2 separate regions of the Homo sapiens genome follow, and region 1 is linked to region 2. The links are chromatin loops, found by intact Hi-C in ENCODE. Cell type or tissue: dorsolateral prefrontal cortex. All regions are shown on one strand. Each heading gives the region's core, and the rest is flanking DNA. Links, peaks and the distances in the headings are about the cores only.

Region 1 (11,071 bases), core at 2,173-7,172, 570 kb after region 2:
GGGAGGAAGAGAAGACTAGGGCCTGGTTCACAGATGGTTCTGCATGATATTCAGGCACCACCAAAAGCGGTCAGCTGCAGCACTACAGCCCCTTTCCAGGACATCTCTGAAGGACAGTGGTGAAGGGAAATCTTCCCAGTGGGCAGAACACTGAGCAGTGCACCTGGCTGTGCACTTTGCATGGAAGGAGAAATGACGAGATGTGTTTTCATATAGTGATTCATTGGCTGTAGACAATGGTTTGGCTGGATGGTGAGGGACTTGGAAGAAGCATGATTGGAGAATTGGTGACAAAGAAGTTTGGGGAAGAGGTATGTAGATAGACCTCTCTGAGTCGTCAAAAACTGTGAAGATATTTGTATCCCATGTGAGTGTTCACCAACGGGTGACCTCAGCAGAGGAGGATTTTGATAATCAAGTGGATAAGATGACCCGTTCTGTGGATACCACTCAGCCTCTTTCCCCAGACACCCCTGTCATCATCCAATGAGCCCATGAACATAGTGGCCATGGTGGCAGGGATGGAGGCTATGCATGGATTCAGCAATGTGGACTTCCACTCACCAAGGCTGAACTGTGGCCACTGCTGAGTGCCCAATTTGCCAGCAGCAGCAGAGACCAACACTGAGCCCTTTGTATGGCACCATTCCCTGTGGTGAGCGGCCAGCTACCTGGTGGCAGGTTGATTATATCGGACCTCTTCCATCATGGAAAGGGCAGAGGTTTGTCCTCACTGGAATAGACACTTACTCCGGATATGGGTTTGCCTACCTGCACGCAATGCTTCTGCCAAGACTACCATTCACAGACTCACGGAATGCCTTATCCACCATCACAGTATTCCATACAGTATTGCCTCTGACCAAGCACTCACTTTACAGGTAAAGAAGTGGGGCAGTGGGCTCATGCTCATGGAATTCACTGGTCTTACCATGTTCCCCATCATCCTGAAACAGCTGGATTGATAGAACAGTGGAATGGCCTTTTGAAGTCACAATTACAATGCCAACTAAATTACAATACTGTGCAGGGCTGGGGCAAAGTACTCCAGAAGGCCTTGTAGGCTCTGAATCAGCGCCCAATGTATGGTACTGTTTCTCCCATAGCCAGGATTTACAGGTCCAGGAATCAAGGGGTGGAAGTGAAAGTGGAACCACTCACTGTCACCCCTAGTGATCCACTAGCAAAATGTTTGCTTTCTGTTCCCGCGACATTACGTCCTGCTTTACTAGACATCTTAGTTCCAGAGGGAGGAATGCTGCCACCAAGAGACAAAATAATGATTCCATTAAATGGGAAGTTAAGATGGCCAGCTGGGCACTTTGGGCTCCTCCTACCTTTAAGTTAACAGGATAAGAATGGAGTTACAGTGTTGGCTGCGGTGATTGACCCAGACTATCAAGATGAAGTCAGTCCACTACTCCACAATGGAAGTGAGGAAGAGTATGCGTGGAATACAGGAGATCCATTAGGGCGTCTCTTGGGATTATCATGCACTCTGATTAAGGTCAATGGGAAACTACAACAGCCCAACCCAGGTAAGACCTAAATGGTCCAGATCCCTCCGGGGTCACAACCTGCTGAGGTGCTTGCTAAAGGCAAAGGAAATACAGAATGAATAATGGAAGAAGGTAGTAATCAATACCAGCTGTGACCATGTGACCAGCTGCAGAAATGAGGACTGGAACTGTCATGAGTATTTCTTTCTTCTTTTCTTAAAAAACATCTTTGTGCATGTATACACTTGTACTAAGAAAATATCTTGATTTCATTTCCTTTTTCTTTATCAGGTGACATAAGAGTTATTGACTTCATATCAGCATTTAAGCATTGTTCACTTTATGTAATAGTATTTGGGTTGGCGATTGGTGCGTTTCCGGTTGTAGGAAGGATAGTTATGTTAGGTGTAATTACGACCACATTATTGTCTTTATTTTAAGATTAGGTATGATCTCAGGAGATGTGTATGTGTTCAAGGTGACAAGGGGTGGGCTTGTGATGGTTAATACTGAGTGTCAACTTGATTGGATTGAGGAGGTAAAGTATTGGTCCTGGGTGTGTTTGTGAGGGTGTTGCCAAAGGAGATTAATATGTGAGTCAGTGGGCTGGGAAAGGCAGACCCGCCCTTAATCTGTGTGGGCACAATCCAGTCAGCTGCCAACACAGCTAGACTATAAGCAGGCAGAAAAATGTGAAAAGAGATGGGCCTCACCTCCCAGCCTACATCTTTCTCCCGTGCTGGATGCTTCCTGCCCTCGAACATGGACTCCTAGTTCTTCAGTTTTGGAACTCTGGCTGGCTCTCCTTGCTCCACAGCCTGCAGACATCCTATTGGGAGACCTTGTGATTGTGTGAGTTAATACTTAATAAACTTCCTGTATTAGCCAGTGACATCTAGAGGGACAGAACTAACAGGAGATTTATACATATACACACATACATACACACACACATATATACACAGACACACATATATATATACACACACACACACATATATACATATATATATATAAATGTAGGAAGTTTCCGTTTTTCCCTCAAAACAAGTACGTTCCCCCAAGTTCAGGCCCCTGAATAGGCAGCAGGAGGGTGTATGCAGAGTCTCCACTAAAGTGATTTGACCACTCCTAGTCAGGCATCAGTAATACTCCCCAGAACCCCAGGCTGAAGCCCACTGATGCTGATGTAGTTCAATCCACTTCCTCTACGACTGCACCAGGCTGAGATGCCTTGGCCCCTGTTAAAGATGTGACATATAATGGATGCGAATCTGTGTTCAGTTTTGTCCAAATCCAAGTGATTTCTCCATATACATGGGTACTTACTGGAAAGGAGATGGAGACTCTCTGTCCTAGATGTGAGACAGGAGGCTGGCACCTGGGTTAGGATGACCTTCCCTCACTGCTAAAGAGTAAAAGAGGAAAGAAAGTGGCATTGATAGTGCAAGGCAGGGATATGCCCTGAGCAGCAGCTGCCCTCACTAGGAGGGAAGACTCACTGTCCTGGTCTTTCCCAAGCTCTCCCCGTCACCTGATCTCCAGGAATCCAGGCTCCAGAGGAGCTCCTCCTGAGTCCCCAGGAACATGCTAGTGGGCAGTGCAGCCCAGACCATTACTCAGGGAATATGGCATTAGTCTTTTTTTGGAGACAATTGATCCCTGAATAATTTCAAGTTTATCCTAATCCATGCTTCTATAATTGGAGGAAGAAACAAGTGACTTTTTTTTTATTTTTTAAGTAGTCAGGTCTAGCATCACTACTCAGCCCTTCATGCTGATGAATCCTGGGAAGAAATAACCAATGACAGAAACAGGAATAGAATATGGAGGCCCTGAAACCAAAAATAAGATGCATTCCATAAAATCCCTGGCGTTAAAGAGGTCCATAGGTTTGGATAATGGTAGATCTGTGAGCAATACATGCTTTGAGGTTGAGGGTATCATCTTTGTGCATCTGCAGGGAATTGCTTGAACAGATAGTGATAATCATAATAATGAATTAAAGTCATTCCAAAATACTGAAAGTATTTAAATACTGAAATATATTTAGCATTATCTTGATAAATTTTTTTAAAGGGAAGAAACAATTTCACACTCACAGAAATGTTGTAAGTATACCACAATGTATCCCCTTCCCTTTCAGAGTATATCAAATACCCGATGATCACACCCTCTAAAACTTTACTATCATTTTCCTACAGAGAAGAATATTCTCCTAAATAATCCCAATACACCAATGGAATATATTATTTCATCAGGTACTCAGCAGTATTTCAAATTTTGAGAAGTATCAAAAAATGTGCTCTGTGACAAAGTGGTCCCCAGGAAGAAACACGTTATTTACAGACATATCTGTACTGCCCTGGTTTGACCTGGGACCCTAGGGACATTGTTCCTATGCTGAGTTACTGAGATGAGCCAGCCCTGCAGCTATGCCCAGCCTGCTCCACTCCCTGCTGATTAGCATGTTCCCAGAGCACAGCCCCCTGCCCTGAAGACTTCTTAATAGGCTGGTCACACCCTGTGCAGGAGTCAGCCCCAGTCAGGACACAGCACGGACGCGAGGGCCCCCACTCAGCTCCTGGGGCTCCTGGGGCTCTGGCTGCCAGGTAAGGAAGGAGAACACTAGGAATTTACTCAGCCAGTGTGCTCAGTACAGCCTGGCTCTTCAGGGAGGGCTTCTTATAAATGATTGATTATGTAGATGTTTGTTTTTATGTTTCCAACCTCAGGTACCAGACGTGATATCCAGATGACCCAGTCTCCATCCTCCCTGTCTGCATCTGTAGGAGACAGAGTCACTATCACTTGCCAGGTGAGTCACAGCATTAGTAATAAATTAGTCTGGTATCAGCAGAAACCAGGGAAAGCCCCTACTCTCCTAATTCATGCTGCAACAAAACTGCAGACGGGGGTCCCATCCTGGTTCAGTAGCAGTCAATCTGGGACAGATTTCACTCTCACCATCAGCAGCCTGCAGCCTGCAGCGTGATGATTTGGCCACTTATTACTATCAACAGCATTACAGTTACCCTCCTACTGTGTTGCAAGTGATAACATAAACCACACAGGGAAGCAGATGTGTGAGGCTGGGCTGCCCCTGCTGCTCCTCCTGGTGCCCTCATCTGCTGAGAGCAATTCTCAAATTGCAGTCAAACTTTGAAGGTCATTGGAAAGTTTTGGTAGAAGGGTCTATGAAGTCTCCTGTATACCTTAACAGTCTTTCCTTCTCCTCATCCCCAGTAGCACAGACATGGCAATGTCTCTCCTGATTTCATTAAGAAGTGATTATTACACCTGAGGAGTCTGAGTTATGGTGTCAGTTGTAATTAATATCTCAAAGAATAAGCCACTCTTGAAATTCCAAGTAGGATTATTTTTCTAAATATAGGGAATGAGAGTCTAAACAACAGCTTTTAAAAGGCTTGGGGGCATAGTAGTCAAAGATGCAAATACTACAAGAGAAAGATTATTTGGATCTCCTCAAGAATCCAGAGTGCATCTTCCACAGAAGGTGTAATTGCCAATCGTGTGGTCTTCAGACATTTCTGGGAAGCCCAGGTTCAGGGCTGCTGATGCTCTGCTTGGAGGGCCTGCCTGAATTCTGTAGCATTTGCTTACAAGTGAACAGCCAGCATCTTATTCCAGAGGGAACTAGCACATGCAGATGATCCAGATTTAACAACCACACCTTTTCTTTATGGACGTTGCCCTCTTTGACTTTTCCCGCAGCCTTTTTCATTCACTGTACTTCTGCTGACCCCTCATGGCCATGTCTGTGCCTCCCTGCTGTCTCTGAAGCTGGGGAAGCAGCTCTGCTTGCACATGTGGCAGATCTCAGGGCCTGAAATGTGCATCACCTAGAACAGCCCTCAATCAGTGAGAACAGGTGACGTGTATAAATACCCCAACTCCCTCACCTCTCAGGTGGAATAGCCCAGAGGCATTCTCTTATGTTTCCATGTGGGCTTCAGCTCTTGTGGTCCTCATGGGTAGCTGCTGGCTGACAGGCCTTTCACTGTCCATCATCTCTTCCCTGCCTCACTTTCTGCCTTCAGTCTCAGGGTTTCCTGCAGCTTGTAATTATGGTGCTCACATGGGAATCCTTGTCGTTAGAAACCCAACCTAAGACTATAGGCAAATCCTCATTAGTGGAGGTGTCATCAAATTGTTGATACTTCTCCTCTTATAATGGATAGAGAAATTTAGAAAATGTCTAAAACATTTAATTTGTTTTATCAGTCTCTCATAGATTCTGATTAAATAGCAATTCCTTTCTTCTGGGTCACAACATCAGAGGAGCCCCTAACAAATAGCTCCACACTATGAGGTCCACATTAGAGCAGCAGGAGAAGAATCTTCCAGCCCAGGAAACACCCAGACCAGAGGGCCCTGACTCAGATCCCTTCAGCTCTCTTGCTTTATAAAGCTGCTGGCTGCTCCCTGTTCTCCCTTCTCCCAGCCGTGAGGCTTTGGATTCTTCTTTAAGGAAGGCAGCTGGCAGACAATTAGGGGGTTTGGTAGTCTGAGTAAATTACTATCCCCCCATGAAAAGATGTTCACCTTCTACCCTCTGGAACCATAAAATTAGCCTTATATGGCAAAAGGAACTTAAAATCAGCCCCTTCTGCAGTTTCTTCTGCAAAAATGCAACTTTCTCAAAGACTTTAAATCTCTGAACAGCTTTATTTCAGACTTGGGGGAAGGGTCACATCTTTCCTTGCCCTGAGCCTTCCTCCTCTCTTCCATTAGTTTCCATCTCTGACTCCAGCCTTCCCTCTTTCTTCCTAATTAGATTGTGTCCTGCAAATCTAATTTGTCCTCCTACTAGGAAATCCCACCCTCCTCAGGAGTAATGAGATCTGACCCCTAGGCTCTCAGACACCTGCAGTGTACAAAACTCAATCTAGGGGTTTACCCAGGAGATTTTCTCCCTACGTGGAATTCTGGTGCTAGCTCTCCTTATAGTAAACTGTGCTCTGTCTCTTGTCCAAATTGAAACCAAAGGCTAACAAGTTGGAAAAGGCTGAGAGATCAGAGAGAAACATCTTCTCAGAGAGGCAAATGCCATTCTTTCACCTTGTGTGAGTTTCCTATAGCAGCTGTAACAAATCACTATGTCATTACTGGCTTCAAATAGCATAGAATCATTCTTTCACAATTCTGGAAGAGAGAAATCTCACACAGGTGTCTTTGGGCTAAAATCAAGCTTCCCTGTGGGAAAGAGTTTGTTTTCTTGCCTTTTCCATCTTCTAGAGGCTGCTGTCTTTCCTTGGCCATGGCCTTTCCCTCACATCACTCAGCTTCTTCATAGTCACATCTCCTCTCCAAATCTGACCCTCCTTCCTCCCTCTTATGCAGACAATTATGATTACATGGGGTCCAAAAATACTCCAAGATAGTATTCAGTTCTCAAGATCCTTCATCACATTTGCCAAGTTTTTCTACCATAAAATTCCCCACCAATCCATTTATGTATAGAGTTGATAGTTAAACAAGAAGATCGGAAATGGCCATTGCATCTTTAGTCTGGATTTTCCCTGAGCACTTTTTGTGTTATTTTTCTAGGGCTGCTGTAACAAATTGCCAAACATTTAGTGGCATAAAAATAGAACATCCAGAGGCCTCTCTGCAGACATCTGGCTGGCTCTGGGGTGACCCCTGTCCCAGCCTCTGGAGTGGAACCCTGGGAATGGGGCAGCATCACTGGCCCTGCTCAGTCCAGCCTCAGCCACCATGGGACCCGAGGCATCTACGTCACCCCCACCACTTCCTGGCAGCCACAGGTGGAGTGAGCCTGCCTGCCCTGGGAGACTCCTGGAGAGGGGCTCTGCTTAAGGTCATCAGGCCTTGACTCCAAGGAAATCTGTGCTTATTTAAATCTTGGGATGTGCAACCTGTTTATACAGAGCCATGACAGGAATGACCTGCCCATCCACACTCCCCTTGCCCTTAGGTCTAGAAGCAGCAGGTTCCCTGGACACTCCAAGATGCTCTTCCTGGCCCTGCTCCTCTGCCTCTTGGTGATGGGCTTTCAGGGTGAGTGCATTTCCCACTGCAGACCATGCAGGGGCTTTAGCCCTTGACATGGGGATAATGAGCTCAAATGTGCTTTGGAAATTATAGTGTAACATATAGAAGTGATTTGCCTTAACTCTCATTAGGAAACTGAGGCACAGAGTCCAGGGCTAACCAGGAGGCAGAGGTGCATACAGCCCTGAACCTGTTCCCAGCCTCCCTGAGGACCATGGATCCTCTGTCCCTGCTCACACCCCATGTCCACCTCTCTTCAGAGCTCACTGTGGTTCTGGTCAGGCTGTGAAGAATGGACCTGACCATTAGCCCCTCAGGGTGGGCTCTACCATGCTTGTATCCCCTTTCATAGGTGCCCTTGTCCTGAGAACCCCTCCCCAGCCAATTCTATCTTGATTCTGATCAAATGCAAAGATGTGAGGGCCCAGGAGTACTAATTTCTGTCATGTTTAAGCATGACAGGGTCTTCTAAGGAACAGGACAGGTTTCTAGAAATCCTTTGAGAGAAGTAATGCATTGTGCTCCTGAATAGGGTGTCCTTGCAGGATGCAGGGGACAGACTATCTCAACTCCATCTCCGGAGACCTTAGCAGCATCTGGAGGTGACTTTGTCTCTATCACCTGCAGAAACAGCACAGATGTAGGCACCTCCATCACCTAGGACAAGCAGAGATCCCAGGAGGCTTCCAGTCTGCTGCTCTTTGGGGCTTCTTCCCAGGCTGCTGGAACCGCTTCCAGTTTCCAGGGAAGTTTCTGGTTTTTGCTTCTCCCTCTCCATCCATGGAGTGAAAGCTGAAGATGCTGGAGTGTTTTCCTGCCAGCAGCCCTTCAGTTGGCTTCTTACAGTGAAAAGTCCCCAACCAAAAATACCCTTTCTGGATGGAAGATTCTGCCCTGATGCAAAGACACTTGCTTCCTGCAGAAGCCATAATCTGAGAGTGTGAAGCGTTCATATTATAGTTGTCTTTGTTCTCAGAGTCTGTGATTTCTGGCCTGTTGATACAGGGGAAGATTGAAGAGTTATTACTTCAAGTTTACACCTGATCTACAAAGAGGGAGAGGCAAAGGGTTGTGAAGCTAAGGTGTTTCCTAGACAGGTGCTTTACCTGGATTGATATATTAATTTTTCCATTTTCTTGCAGCATATAAGAGCACTCCAAAACTTAAAGGAGTGAAACAACAATTTATTATTTGTTGTGATTCTATGGGTTGGTTGGGAGGTTTTTCTGCTGCCTGGCCTGGGCTTTCTCATGCAGCTGCCGTCAGCTGAATGGTTTTTATGTGTCGTGAACTGAACTAACTCTTTTTATGACAAGTATGTTTTATTCTCATCTTCAGCTGACAATACTGAGGCAGGGAGAGGTCATGAAATGCCTCCAAGGGGCGCATTACATCCAAATTGTAAGCCAGGATTCTACTCAGAAAATCTGACTCACAGAAGTCAGTGAGGAGTGTGACAAGACGGGGATTCTGCAGGGCTACCTGGATGGGACACTCTGTGAGAGGCCCCAGAAGTGCTGCTAGAGAGTGGAGTGGTCCCTGTGCAACAATTTGAGCACATGGTTTTGTCTCTTAACACCTTCGAGAAGTTCATTAATAGACATTAAGGGAGGGAAGTAGTGTGATTAAAATGGCATTTTCAATAGCTAAGAATCACAGAAAAATGTTACTTTATGTGACTCCTAAGATAATGACAAGGAAACAAGAAAATAATATGAAGGCAAAAAAGAAAACATTAGACTGAGGCCTTTGGATAGCAGGTTGAGACTCCTCGTAGTGGAGAGCACGTGGGTATCTTCTTTCAGGAGATGTGAACAAGCAGGGAAAGGAAATGTGAGCTAGAACAAAATCTTGGTTACTCACAAGAAGCCTAAGAGGAAATGAGAAGTCTTCTTCCTGAGCACCAGAAGGCAGAGAAAAAATTCTCCATGAAAAAAAACAAACAAGAGAAGTTAGAGGAATTGCATGCTCAACACATCCCACAAAACACCTTGCAACCAGCAGAGGGGGAGCCAATAATCTCAGAACTCAAATGTTTCCCAAATCTCACCATTTCCCCACCTTCACCCCCACTGCTCCACACTAGTGAAACCAACATCATCTTCATCTTAGACCATGGCCAGGCTCTCCTCAGATCACCCAGCTTCTCCCCTCACCCACCAGCAGTCTACTCCCAATTCAGTAGCCAGGGTGATCTTTTAAATAGATGAATAGTGCTCCTCCAGGGTCAAAATCTCACAAAAGTTTCCACATCACACAGAGTAAAAGGCCAATTCCTACCTGGCCCCATCTTCCTTGAACCCTCCCTGTTACTTATGCAACCGCTTTCATGGTTCTGTCCTCTGACTCACTGGACTCCAGACTTGACTCTCTGGTTTCCTGGTTCTGCCCTAAACAAGGCTCACACAGTCCCACGCTTGGAGCTCTACTCACTGGTCCCTCAGCAGTGATGCTTTTCTCCAGACCCCTCTTGGGCTCCCTCCCTGACTCCCAAAGACAACCTAGAACTTCCCATCTTAATGATCTCTCTGAATGTGTTCATAGGACACCCTACTCCATGCTTTTGCTGGAGGCGTTTTTCACATTCTACCTTATATATATATATAATTTATTTCTTTATGATTTTACACTTTATATGCTGACTCCCTTTAGATGAATTTAAGCTTCATGGGATCGGGGCCATTGTCTATTATTTGCATTGCTGTATCCCAGTGTATTGGGAGTACCTGGCAAACAGTAGGTGCTCAGTGGGGGGCACTCTTCCCAGCAGTCTGTATGTCTAGAATTCTGGGAAGATTGTAAAGAGTGGATTAAACTGCTTGTTATATGGAAATGTTTCCTTTTCCTTTTTTTATTCCTTTTTCGTACTCAGTCTTTAGGAAATAAGGAAAATTATAATTCTCAGAACTTATATCCTTTTCTCAAGTGATATTTTAGGTTCTATTTCCTGAAAACATATAATAGCAATATAACATTATTGTACTCAATTGATTATATTACATATATAATGATCTATGTACTACACAAGTCATAACTACAGTAAAATTGACTTTCCATTTAAAAGACAAAACATATCAGATTATATCAGGAGTAAAATAATTGATACTTCAGTTTTGTTAGCTAAGAAAGAAAACTGAGTACATTACTTAGATGTTTAGATAAGAAAGAAAACAAATTTCCACAATTGTGATTAATAATTTTAAATGGAATGTAATTTAAAGAGCTTCTCAGCCTGTTCAGGGGAACCTCGCTCACCACTACATGTTCACAATTCTGAGGAACACAAGAAAACCCCAGACAAGATTCTTGTTTCCATCAGTGGTGTGAACAGAGGTTTTCAAAACTGTTAAAGGGAAAAGAGTCTGAGCGTGGGTGAATGGTTGTGTTGTGCAGAATGGAGTGCTTTAGAGAAGAGAAGATACCACCCCCAATTTTTCCTGGCCAGCTGGACAGCACCATCGTCTGTCTGCAGAGAGTGGAATCACACAATGATGAGTCTGAGCCTGGAGTCTGCTTATCTTTGTAGCTGTGGTCAC
Region 2 (11,071 bases), core at 3,311-8,310:
CAGTGAATTGCTGATCACAAAAACAGAATGCAATTATCGTACATGAACTTAAGTACACCGATGGTGAAACGGAGGTTTTCTGGATCATCCAGGACGGCGGAAGTCTTGAAGCACTGTTTGTAAGTTCCCGTTATTAGAGAAAGGTAATTTCTAGGACTTTCCCTAAAGCATCAACCTGCTTAAGGGTTAGACACAGCACCAGATCTACAATAAATTAAATAATACATTTGACATGTTTGCCTCCCTGTAGGTACTGCAGTGATGATTTACAAATACTTTCTCTTCATATTTCACTGGCAAGTGGTCAAATATTTCTGGTCCTCTATTAACATGTATCAATAATCAGAAATATTATTATCGATATGAAATAAGCAAACTGAATAATTATCAACCAACCACCATAGAAAAGGCAAGGCAGGCTAAACGTGGTAGCTCACGCCTGTAATCATAACACTTGGGAGGCCAAGGTGGGTGGATCACTTGTGGCCAGGAGTCAAGACCAGCCTGGCCAACACAGCGAAACCCCATCTCTACTAAAAATATAAAAACATTAGCCAGGCATGGTGGCGCACGCCTATAGTCCCAGCTACTTGGGAGGCTGAGGCATGAGAATCGCTTGAACCCAGGAGGTGGAGGCTGCGGGGGGCCAAGATTGTGCCACTGCACTCCACCCTGAGTGACAGAGCGAGTCTCTGTCTCAAAACAAACAAACAAACAAACAAAAAAACATGAAAAGAAATGACATTAAGTGTCGTGGCTGTTAAAAAGATAAGACATGGTCCTTGAGATGAAGAAGCCTGAACTCACAAAGATATAAAATAAGCATAAAGAAACATGTTAAGCGACAAAAGGCTGGGGGAAACAAGGACAGTTCATGGACGTAGTGACATTTAAGTAAGGCTTTTGAGAGAGTAGTATTTAAATGGGTAAGGAAGTAGAGAGGGGGCCAGGTGTGGTGGCTCACACCTGTAATCCCAGCACTTTGGGAGGCCAAGACAGGAAGAGTGCTTCAGCCCAGGAGTTCAGGACCAGCCCAGGCAACATAGGGAAACCCTACGCACAGATAAAATTAAAAGATTAGCCAGGCGTGGTGGCATGTGCCTGCAGGCCCAGCTACTCGAGAGGATCACTTCGGCCTGGGAGATTGAGGCTGCAGTGAGCTATGACTGCACCACTGTACTCCAGCTTGGGAAATAGAGCAAGACCCTGTCTTAAAGCAATAAAAGCTGGGCACAGTGGCTCATGCCTATAATCCCAGCACTTTGGGAAGCCAAGACAGAAGGATAGATTGAGGCTAGGAGTTTGGGACAAGCCTAGGCAGCAGAGCAAGACCTCGTCTCTACAAAAAATAAAAAATAATTAGCTGGGTGTGGTGGCACGAGCCTGTGTCCCCAGCTACTTGGGAGGTTGAGATGAGAGGATCACATGAGCCTGGCAAATCGAGGCTACAGTGAGCTGTGACCACACTACTGCATTCCAGTCTGGGCGACAAAGTGAGAGAGCTTGTCCTTAAAAAAAAAAAAAAAAAAAAAAAAGCCGGGTGCAGTGGCTCACACCTGTAATCCCAGCACTTTGGGAGGCTGAGGCGGTATATCACTTGAGGTCAGGAGTTCTAGACCAGCCTGGTCAAAATGGTGAAACCCTGTCTCTACTAAAAACACAAAAAATTAGCTGGGCGTGGTGGTGGTGTGAGCCTATAATCCCAGCTACTCAGGAGGCTGAGGCAGGAGAATCGCTTGAACTTGGAAGGCAGAGGTTGCAGTGAACTCAGATTGCACCGCTGCACTGCAGCCTGGGAGACAGAGAGAGACTCAAAAAAAAAAAAAAAAAAAAAAAGGAAAAAGAGGATGAAGGATGTTTGAAAATGCATGAAGTAGGGTGTACATGCATGATAATATGGGGCATATGGTTTATGAGACTATAGCTTGCCCTGAATTTGGTGAAGAGGACACAATCAGGTAGAGCCAGGCAAAGGGCTGGCAATGGAGCTACAAGGACAAAGACAAACCCACAAGATTTTTTTTTTTTTTAAAGCATTACACAGGGACTCAAGGAATGTTTCCTGAGGAGTGTATGGGAGAAGGAAAGTTGGTTCCAGGCTGTGAAAAGCCACCGTCACTATTGGTGGGTGGTAGACACTGAGGACTTTCTGGGGGAAGGAGAACATGATAGGACCCACAGTGAAGGAGAGGGGGTGGCATGAGGTCCCATTCTAACACTGGAGTTCAGACAGGATGGAAGACTGCACTATTTCCAGGACAGTGGGGTGTATGGGGAAGGTCTCATGAATAATCCTTAAATAATGCAGCATCAGGCCTAACACTGAGGAGGACAGAGCAGAGAGTGTGGCGCACCTTCTGGGCGATCATGTTGCAGATCTCAGGCAGGAAGTCCTCACTGAGGAGCTTGTAGAGCTGCCGTTCTCGAAGGGAGGTCCTCTCGCGAAAACTCTCGGTGACCTGTCTCCATTCCTCTTCTGTCTGGCACAGGAGCCACCAAGTACCTTGGCCTGGCCCTTGGGACCCTAGAAAATAAAGGAACGGATTCACTACAGGAGATCCCATGAGGACCTTTCCTTATTTATTCTCAATTTTGTTTCTACTGTGGGTCATGACTAAAATAAGGAACTCGGCCGGGCGCGGTGGCTCAAGCCTGTAATCCCAGCACTTTGGGAGGCCGAGGCGGGCGGATCACGAGGTCAGGAGATCGAGACCATCCTGGCTAACACGGTGAAACCCCGTCTCTACTAAAAATAGAAAAAAAAAAATTAGCCGGGCGCGGTGGCGGGCGCCTGTGATCCTAGCTACTCGGGAGGCTGAGGCAGGAGAATGGCGTGAACCCGGGAGGCGGAGCTTGCAGTGAGCCGAGATCACGCCACTGCACTCCAGCCTGGGCGACAGAGTGAGACTCCGTCTCAAATAAATAAATAAATAAAAATAAAAAAAATAAAATAAGGAACTCAAAAAAGAGACCTATTACTTAATTTTATTTTTTTTGAGACAACGTCTGGCTCTATTGTCCAGGCTGGAGTGCAGTGGTGCCATCTCAGCTCACTGTAACCTACACCTCCTGGGCTCAAGCCATCTTCCCATCTCAGCACCCCCCAAGTAGCTGGGACTACAGGTGTGTACCAGCACATCCAGCTAAACTTTTGTATTTTTCGTAGAGACAGGGTTTTGCCATGTTGTCCAGGCTGGGCTCTAATTCCTGAGCTCAAGTGATCTGCCTGCTTCGAACTCCCAAAGTGCTGGGATTACAGGTGTGAGCCACTGCACCTGGCCTACTTTTAAATTTTATTTATTTATTTATTTATTTATTTATTTAGAGGCAGAGTCCTGCTCTGTTGTCCAGGCCGGAGTTCAGGGGCACCATCTCAGCTCACTGCAGCCTCCGCCTCCTGGATTCAAGTGATTCTCCTGCCTCAGCCTCCCGAGTAGTTGGGATTACAGGTGCCTGCCACCACGCCCAGGTAATTTTTGTATTTTTAGTAGAGATGGGGTTTCACAATGTTGGCCAGGCTGGTCTCGAACTCCCGACCTCAAGTGATCCATCCACCTCGACCTCCCAAAGTGCTGGGATTACAGGCATGAGCCGCCACAATGGCCTCTTTTTGACTTTAAAGTTGACAATGTATACTTCTGGTTTTCCTGTTAAAGTCATTGTTAACAACTAAAAAAAAATGTAATGTCTAAAGGCAATACAAATATAACTACTGTGAATTTAACAAGATAGATATTCACAGTCTAGAAATGATTAAATATATTGACAGAAATGGTTTTGATTTTGAGTCTTTGCTGAGTCTACCCTGCCTCAACTACACTGTGCAAACTGGTATGTGCCTCCCATTTTTATGTTATTTGGATTACAAAATTAAAATCTAGGTAGGAAACCAGTATGTAGTAAACCTATAAGGAAACCATTGTGTCATGAAGCACTGACATTAAAAAGACCTCTCTTTGAGAAGCTGGTTATTCACTCCAACGTTAAGGTGTCTATTACACTGTCCCCAGTAAACAGGGCACTAGTGAAAAGATCTAGTTCTGATCTTAATCCTTAGTCAGATGATGAGCTGGGCACAGGATAAGGTGTGAGGAGGAGAACTGAAGAAGAGTACAGGGGGTAGGTAAAAGGCTATTGCAATAACCTTTACTTTGTATGACTCTAGAAAAAGAGTCAACACCCTAGCATAAATGAATCATATTTATTTAATTCTTTCTAAATGCCAGTAAAGAACATTACCATGTCTTGTCTGTGGCTCGGATGCCAAGGAATTTTCTTCCTGCTTTTCACTGAAACACAGGAAAAAGAGGTGCCAATTAAAACAAAGACAGGTCCAAAATTGTTCTGTGCCACCCCAGGATGGTAGAACCCATTAATTTAACACAAAGAGAGTGTATGTGTGTGTGTTAAGGGGACAAGGCTTGGAGGCGGAACGCTGAATAAATGAACACTAAGATGCAGGCATGCTGGTCTAGGAGGGAAGTACTGACATACAGCTACCCTATGTTATGGCAACAGTATCAATGCATAAGAAAACAGTAACTTTTATTTTTTATTTTTATTTTTTTGAGACGGAGTCTTGCCCTGTCACTTAGGCTGGAGTGCAATGGCGCGATTTCAGCTCACTGCAACCTCCGCCTCCCAGGTTCAAATGATTCTCCTGCCTCAGCCTCCTGAGTAGCTGGGACTATAGGCACCCGCCACCAGGTGCAGCTAATTTTTGTATTTTTTAGTAGAGACGGGATTTCACCATGTTGGCCAGGCTGGTCTTGAACTCCTGACCTCATGATCTGCCTGCCTTGGCCTCCCAAAGTGTTGGGATTACAGGCGTGAGCCACCGTGCCCAGCCAGAAAACAGTAACTTTTAAAGCTTTTTTTGGAAATCAAACAGATGCACTGTTTTTTTTGTTTGTTTGTTCTTGTTTTTTATCACTGCTCCAGTCAAGAGAGAGATGCAACTGTTAATAATTAAATGCCAAGAAAAAAGAACTGTAGGGATTCCAATGTCCTCCTCCCTGATTCAGGGCCGCACTGAAGACAGGTGTATTTATTATAATTGATCCTTACCTAAGGCAGAGGGTTAAGAGCATGGGCTCCGAAGGGGGAATGCCTCTATTCAAGCTGTGCCACTTACAATGTGACCTCAGGAAAGTTAATTAACTTTCCCCCAAAATGGAGCTATTAATAGTGCCTACCTCACAGGGACGTTGGAGATTAAATGACAAAATGCAAAGTGTATAACGCATTAGGATGAAGTATCATTTTCACTTGTATCCCTGAAACAGAAAGGACACTCTGTGGACTTTTCGCTTGTTTTCGATTAAAGTTTCTATGAGAATGAAAATGTTCTATATTGGCATTATCCAATAAACCATGTGGCTGCTGAGCATCTGAAACGTGGCCAGCGTGAACCAGAAACTGAATTTTAAATTTAATGAAAAAATATTTAAATACTGGCTTACACACACAGCTCTAAAGGAAAAAAGTCACCAGTAGAGGGTAGCACAAGTCCATGGATGCTTGTTAAAATGATTCTACAGTCCCAACCCTAAGCTACTGTGATTCTTGATACTTATGGGGAAACGGAGACAGGTATCATGCAGCTTTCTGAATATCGAAGGACGTGTGAAATCCTAACAAACCCGGAAACAGGTGTTGATACATAAAACGTTAAGTAATTACAGGACATTTGTCACAGAAACGGATAAGCAAGAAATAGGCAGCTGCAATCTGAAGCTGAACTTCTGTAAAGTTAAGTGGATGCTGATTGAGTTAAAATCAGGATCTGAGTGATCTACATTCTTTTTTTTTTTGAGATGGAGTATCGCTGTGTCGCCCAGGCTGGAGTGCAGTGGCATAATCTCGGCTCACTGCAAGCTCTGCCTCCCAGGTTCACGTCATTCTCCTGCCTCAGCCTCCCGAGTAGCTGGGACTACAGGCACCCGCCACCACGACTGGCTAATTTTTTGTATTTTTAGTAGAGACGGGGTTTCACCGTGTTAGCCAGGATGGTCTCGATCTCCTGAGTGATCTATATTCTTAATCTGATTTCCCAGAAATATTTCTTAGTGGTTAAAAAGTGACAGGGTGAAATTCAGCCTAACTCAAGCATTTAGATTAAGTAGGAAGGGAAGAAGCCACTTGTCCTGAGTTATCAGAATTTTTAAGAATACAGCCTCACTTCAATAGGCTTAGTGATAGAGCTGATCCTTAAGTAAAAAGTGTATTTACACAGCATAGGTCAGATTTTGAAAAGTCCTATAGCAAGATTCACATGGTGAAATTTCCTAGAAGATAATGACATATAAAAGAAAATCCCCCAAGTATCTTTCTTTGCTAAAATTAAATATAAAATTGAAGAATGAAAAAAACTGTCTTGTTCAATATAATCCTCATTAAGTGCACATCCATCGTCTAGTAAGAGGACTCGCTTAGAGAGGGGAGGTGACTTGCCAGATGTCACACACTAAGGGCTTCCTGACTGTACTGCACATGTGGTAATTTCATAAGGACTCAGTTTCAGGTTGCTATAATAATGTGCTTCCCATGGCACAGGCAAAATAAAGAAAAAGGAATAAATGAATTAAGGTCCCTTCTGCCATGGTCTATGACCACAACTAACAAGATTTTCTTACCTCAACAGAATCTCCTCCTGCAGTTTCTTCCGTTTTGGGGGTCTTCCTCTTCTTTTTCCCGTTTTTCCAGGAATACTTGAGACATTTTTTTGTCCTTCACTTTCCCTAATAAATAATATTAAATAGAAATGTTCTGGCACAGGATTGGCATTGCTACATATGATTTTAAAACAGTATTTCTGGCCATGAGATTACCAAAAAGGATTAAATGTAGCAGTGAAAGGAAAAGGGAACAGCAACTTCCAGTCTTCATTATTAGACTGTGGATCTGAGGAAAACTAACATTTTGCAATACTAAAATGTGCTTAAGATCTAACTAACACCTTCCGAAGAGTAAGCATTCTCCTAGCAGTAAGAAAGCCTAAATAAGAGGTTAGCATTGTTTTGGGATGCTATGGAAATGCGGCCTCTTCCTTACTTAGTAAAGCTTATGTTTCAGGCATCATTTAAATTCCTTCTGTTCTTAAACTGATGGATACTAACGTTCATAAACTACATCATTAAATTCTTTTTTTTTTTTTTTTTTTGATGGAGTCTCGCTCTGTCGCCCAGGCTGGAGTGCAGTGGTGCGATCTCGGCTCACTGCAAGATCAGCCTCCCGGGTTCACACCATTCTCCTGCCTCAGCCTCCCGAGTAGCTGGGACTACAGGTGCCCGCCACCACGCCTGGCTAATTTTTTGTATTTTTAGTAGAGACAGGGTTTCACCGTATTAGCCAGGATGGTCTCGATCTCCTGACCTCGTGATCCGCCCGCCTCGGCCTCCCAGAGTGCTGGGATTACAGGCATGAGCCACTGCGCCTGGCATAAACTACATCATTAATTCTAGTCGAAATAAGGAGATCTCAAGGACTGATGATGCAAGATGAAATTGTTACTGCAGTGAAATGATTGTGCTGCTGAGAAGAAACCTGCTATATTAAAATAGCCTGTGGCAAGAGGAGTGGCATTTCTCAGAAACCTCCTATCAAGAACTTCAGATTAAAAAAGTATATTTAACCCCTCTGGTAGCAGAGAATTAATTCCTTTTTGTTTTTGCATGAAGTATCTCCTTACCATCTCTTTGCAGGCATGCTTAGAGAATTCCTTCATTAGGAAAAAAAAATTGTGCTGTAGAATTCTGATGCATTTAATCTTAATGACATTTTAATACAGTAGCTATCATGCCCTAACACTGAAGAACATACCTGCTCAAAGAGAGTTCTCCATTGGATTTTCCTTGCACCGGGTCCTCTTTGTACATTCGTGTTCCATAGAAATACCAATATAGTGCCCCAGAATTGTCTTCACCCAATGGCTCCACACGGAGACTGTCTGCATCCAGGCCCTACACAGAGCACGGAAAAGGGGTTTGGGGAAATGGGGAACAAAACGCACCAGGAAAAAACCAGAACGAGGATTCCAAATTTACACGTAAGCATAACTCAAATCTAAAAATGCCCAAGTATCGCTGGGCGTGGTGGCTCACGCCTGTAATCCCAGCACTTTGGGAGGCTGAGGCGGGCAAATCATGGGGTCAGGAGTTCAAGACCAGCCTGGCCAACATGGTGAAACCCCACCTCTACTAAAAATACAAAAAATCAGCTGGGCGTGGTGGCGCGCGCCTGTAATCCCAGCTACTCGGGAGGCTGAGGCAGGAGAATCGCTTGAACCTGGGAGGTGGAGGTCGCAGTGAGCCAAGATCATGCCACTGCACTCCAGCCTGGGCGACAGAGAGAGACTCTGTCTCAAACAATAAATAAATAAATAAATAAATAAAAATGTCCAAGTATCTTATGTAATTTTCAATCAGCATAAGAAACACGGATATAATGGGAAGGTGGTACCTACTTTGAGGAACAAGAGATGGAAATATTACAATGCTCCCTATCCCCACCATTGTTCCCTTTTCAAAAAAGAGAGAATCCAACAGCAATCCTGATGAACAGTTTACAGATTTGGCTGGGAGCGGTTGTTTTATGTGAGCACACACGAAAAGAAAGACAAGTACAACCGGGTGGATCAGGCACGGGGCAAGCTTTGCCCCATGGGATCCTCTGTGGCAGTTCCGGCATAACCTCCTGTGACCTCTCACTCCAGCTGAGTTCCAGTGACAGGGCTCCCAATTTACCTCGGGGGCTGACCTGTACTGGCCTTCTCACTGCTACTGAAGTCCTTGAGTCCTCAGCAAAGACCGTGCTAAATTACACAATGATTTTTTTATAATGTGCCCATAACCAGAGCTCAACTGAGAAGTCATCACCACATTTAATCACTGATGATGGAACAGGATTAGAAACTGACTTCCCTATGAGTGAAAGCAATAACCCACACTCTCCCTTGAGGATATACTTTTTTTTTTTTTTAAAGACGGAGTCTCGCTCTGTCACCCAGGCTGGAGTGCAGTGGCGCAATCTCGGCTCACTGCAAGCTCCGCCTCCCGGGTTCATGCCATTCTCCTGCCTCAGCCTCCCGAGTAGCTGGGACTACAGGCGCCTGCCACCACGCCCGGCTAATTTTTTTTTACTTTTAGTGGAGACGGGATTTCACCGTGTTAGCCAGGATGGTCTCGATCTCCTGACTTCGTGATCTGCCTGCCTTGGCCTCCCAAAGTGCTGGGATTACAGGCGTGAGCCACAGCACCCGGCCCCCTCTAGGATATACTTCTAAACAGATAACCACACCAAGGGGGACAGAGAGATGGCCACAGCTTCCTTCAACACATTTTTTGTAACGTGGATGTGTGTAGAGGATGACCTTCACTAACATATACGGTTTCAAGTTCTTGGAGATTTCAGTAAATATTTCAATCAAATTTACACCCTGAAAAATAAAACTCAGTGGCGGATTTAGTTGCAGGTTTGGCTGATGACAGAACAAACAGGGTCCTCTGGTTGTACCTATTGCAGATAGGACTCAGTGCACGTAAAGGAAGATGAAACCAGACTAGAAATTAGACCAAAATAACGTACTTCCATAGGGATGTACATCTTGCATCTCCGTGGCTACAGCAGTCATGGTTTTCCATACAGTGTTATTGGCAATGAATAGTACCAAGACTAGTACCACAAGCCAAACTCTGGCTTAGTATCTTTGGGTTTTACGTTCTGACTACATTTCTGATTGCTGGCTTTTCACAGCTACAGGGAAAGGTTCGCCAGTTAAGCATACCTTTAGAAGATCGAAGACATCGTCTGCATCCAGCCGGTAATCACAGAGTCGGTGCAGGATCTCCACCCGTGTGCGAAGAGGCAGGTCCTGGAAACTGGCTTCCCTCAGAGGGTTGGGCTTCCCTTCTTCGAGCTCCCAGCGGTAGTTGATGATGTCCTCTAGGTAGCTGTGGAATGTCTGAGGCCTAGACCAGGGCCCCAAACACAAAAATACATTAATATAAAATATAGGTTGGTTGGGAGAAGGAGAGAGAGAGAGAACTCATGATCTGACAGCTAACAGATTTTTGTTTTTATACAGACAGGGTCTCGCTCTGTCATCCAGGCTAGAGCACAGTGGCAAGATCTCAGCTCACTGCAGCTCTCCTGGGCTCAAAAGATTTTCCCACCTCAACCTCCCAGGTACCTGGGACCACAGGCATGCACCACCACACCCAGCTAATCTTTGTATTTTTTGTAGAGACAGGGGTCTCCCTATGTTGCCCAGGCTGTTCTCAAGCTCCCAGGCTCACACGATCCGCCCGCCTTGGCTTCCCAAAGTGCTGGGATTACAGGGGTGAGGTAACACGCTTGGCCCAGTTGACAAATTTTACACAGAAAGCAGAAATGAAAAACAGTAACAGGAAGTCCCTCATGAAGTTTCAGCCTACTTACATGGATATTGTGTTTTGTCAACTATCAAGGAAGATAAATATATAAAGAGGGTTTTTCACAGAATAGGTTGACTTTAAAGCCCGAATAGCACATTCTGGTGGAATGGGTAAAAGCATAATCAAATGTGTAGGTTATGAAGCTGAGGCAAAAGTCTCACCCGCTACGCGTACAACTGAAGACACCCTGCGGTTCAGACAGTACAAAGTTGGGTTCATGACTTAGGTGGCGAGAAAAAAGGAAAAAAGAAACGCATAGTTGGCCTAACCTAATTTATATTTCAGGTTAAGATACAAAGGCAGAAAGTCCTCCAGAATACAAATGGCTACACTGATATGCAACTATAATTTCATATTCTATTATACATGAACTTTAAGGCATGAACACTGCATTCTAAATTTTTTTTCTTTGATTTTTCTTTCTTTCTTTTTTTTTTTGAGACAGAGTCTCGCTCTGTCACCCAGGCTGGAGTGCAGTGGCTCGATGTCAGCTCACTGCAAGCTCCACCTCCCGGGTTCATGCCATTCTCCTGCCTCAGCCTCCCGAGTAGCTGGGACTAGAGGCGCCCACCACCATGCCCGGCTAATTTCTTTTTGTAATTTTAGTAGAGACCGGGTTTCACTGTGTTAACCAGGAT

What was found. Hi-C counts contacts between places; a loop is a spot of excess contacts. Peaks named below come from ENCODE experiments on the same cell type or tissue, not always from the same donor. Only the 100,000 strongest peaks of a DNase experiment are listed, where the experiment ranks them.
Region 1: it touches region 2 in a loop (4-fold over the local background); 3 of 110 quality-filtered maps call a loop at or near these places.

Annotation. Positions count from the first base shown.
Region 1 is chr22:16,926,989-16,938,059 of GRCh38, reverse strand. It overlaps the pseudogene IGKV1OR22-1. Among named protein-coding and RNA genes, the nearest start is that of GAB4, 76 kb to the left of the region's middle. RefSeq lists an enhancer at 3,909-5,108. In dorsolateral prefrontal cortex, for the core only: a CTCF peak has its summit at 5,257 (motif pointing left); a DNase peak (open chromatin) is centred at 5,303; H3K27me3 peaks cover 3,133 bases.
Region 2 is chr22:17,496,300-17,507,370 of GRCh38, reverse strand. CECR2 (CECR2 histone acetyl-lysine reader) reads right to left here. Exons shown (of 19, transcript NM_001290047.2): 3 at 9,785-9,968; 4 at 7,822-7,961; 5 at 6,636-6,740; 6 at 4,240-4,289; 7 at 2,355-2,524. Among named protein-coding and RNA genes, the nearest start is that of SLC25A18, 62 kb to the left of the region's middle. In dorsolateral prefrontal cortex, for the core only: CTCF peaks have their summits at 5,296 and 5,500 (motif pointing right); no DNase peak of the experiment used is centred there.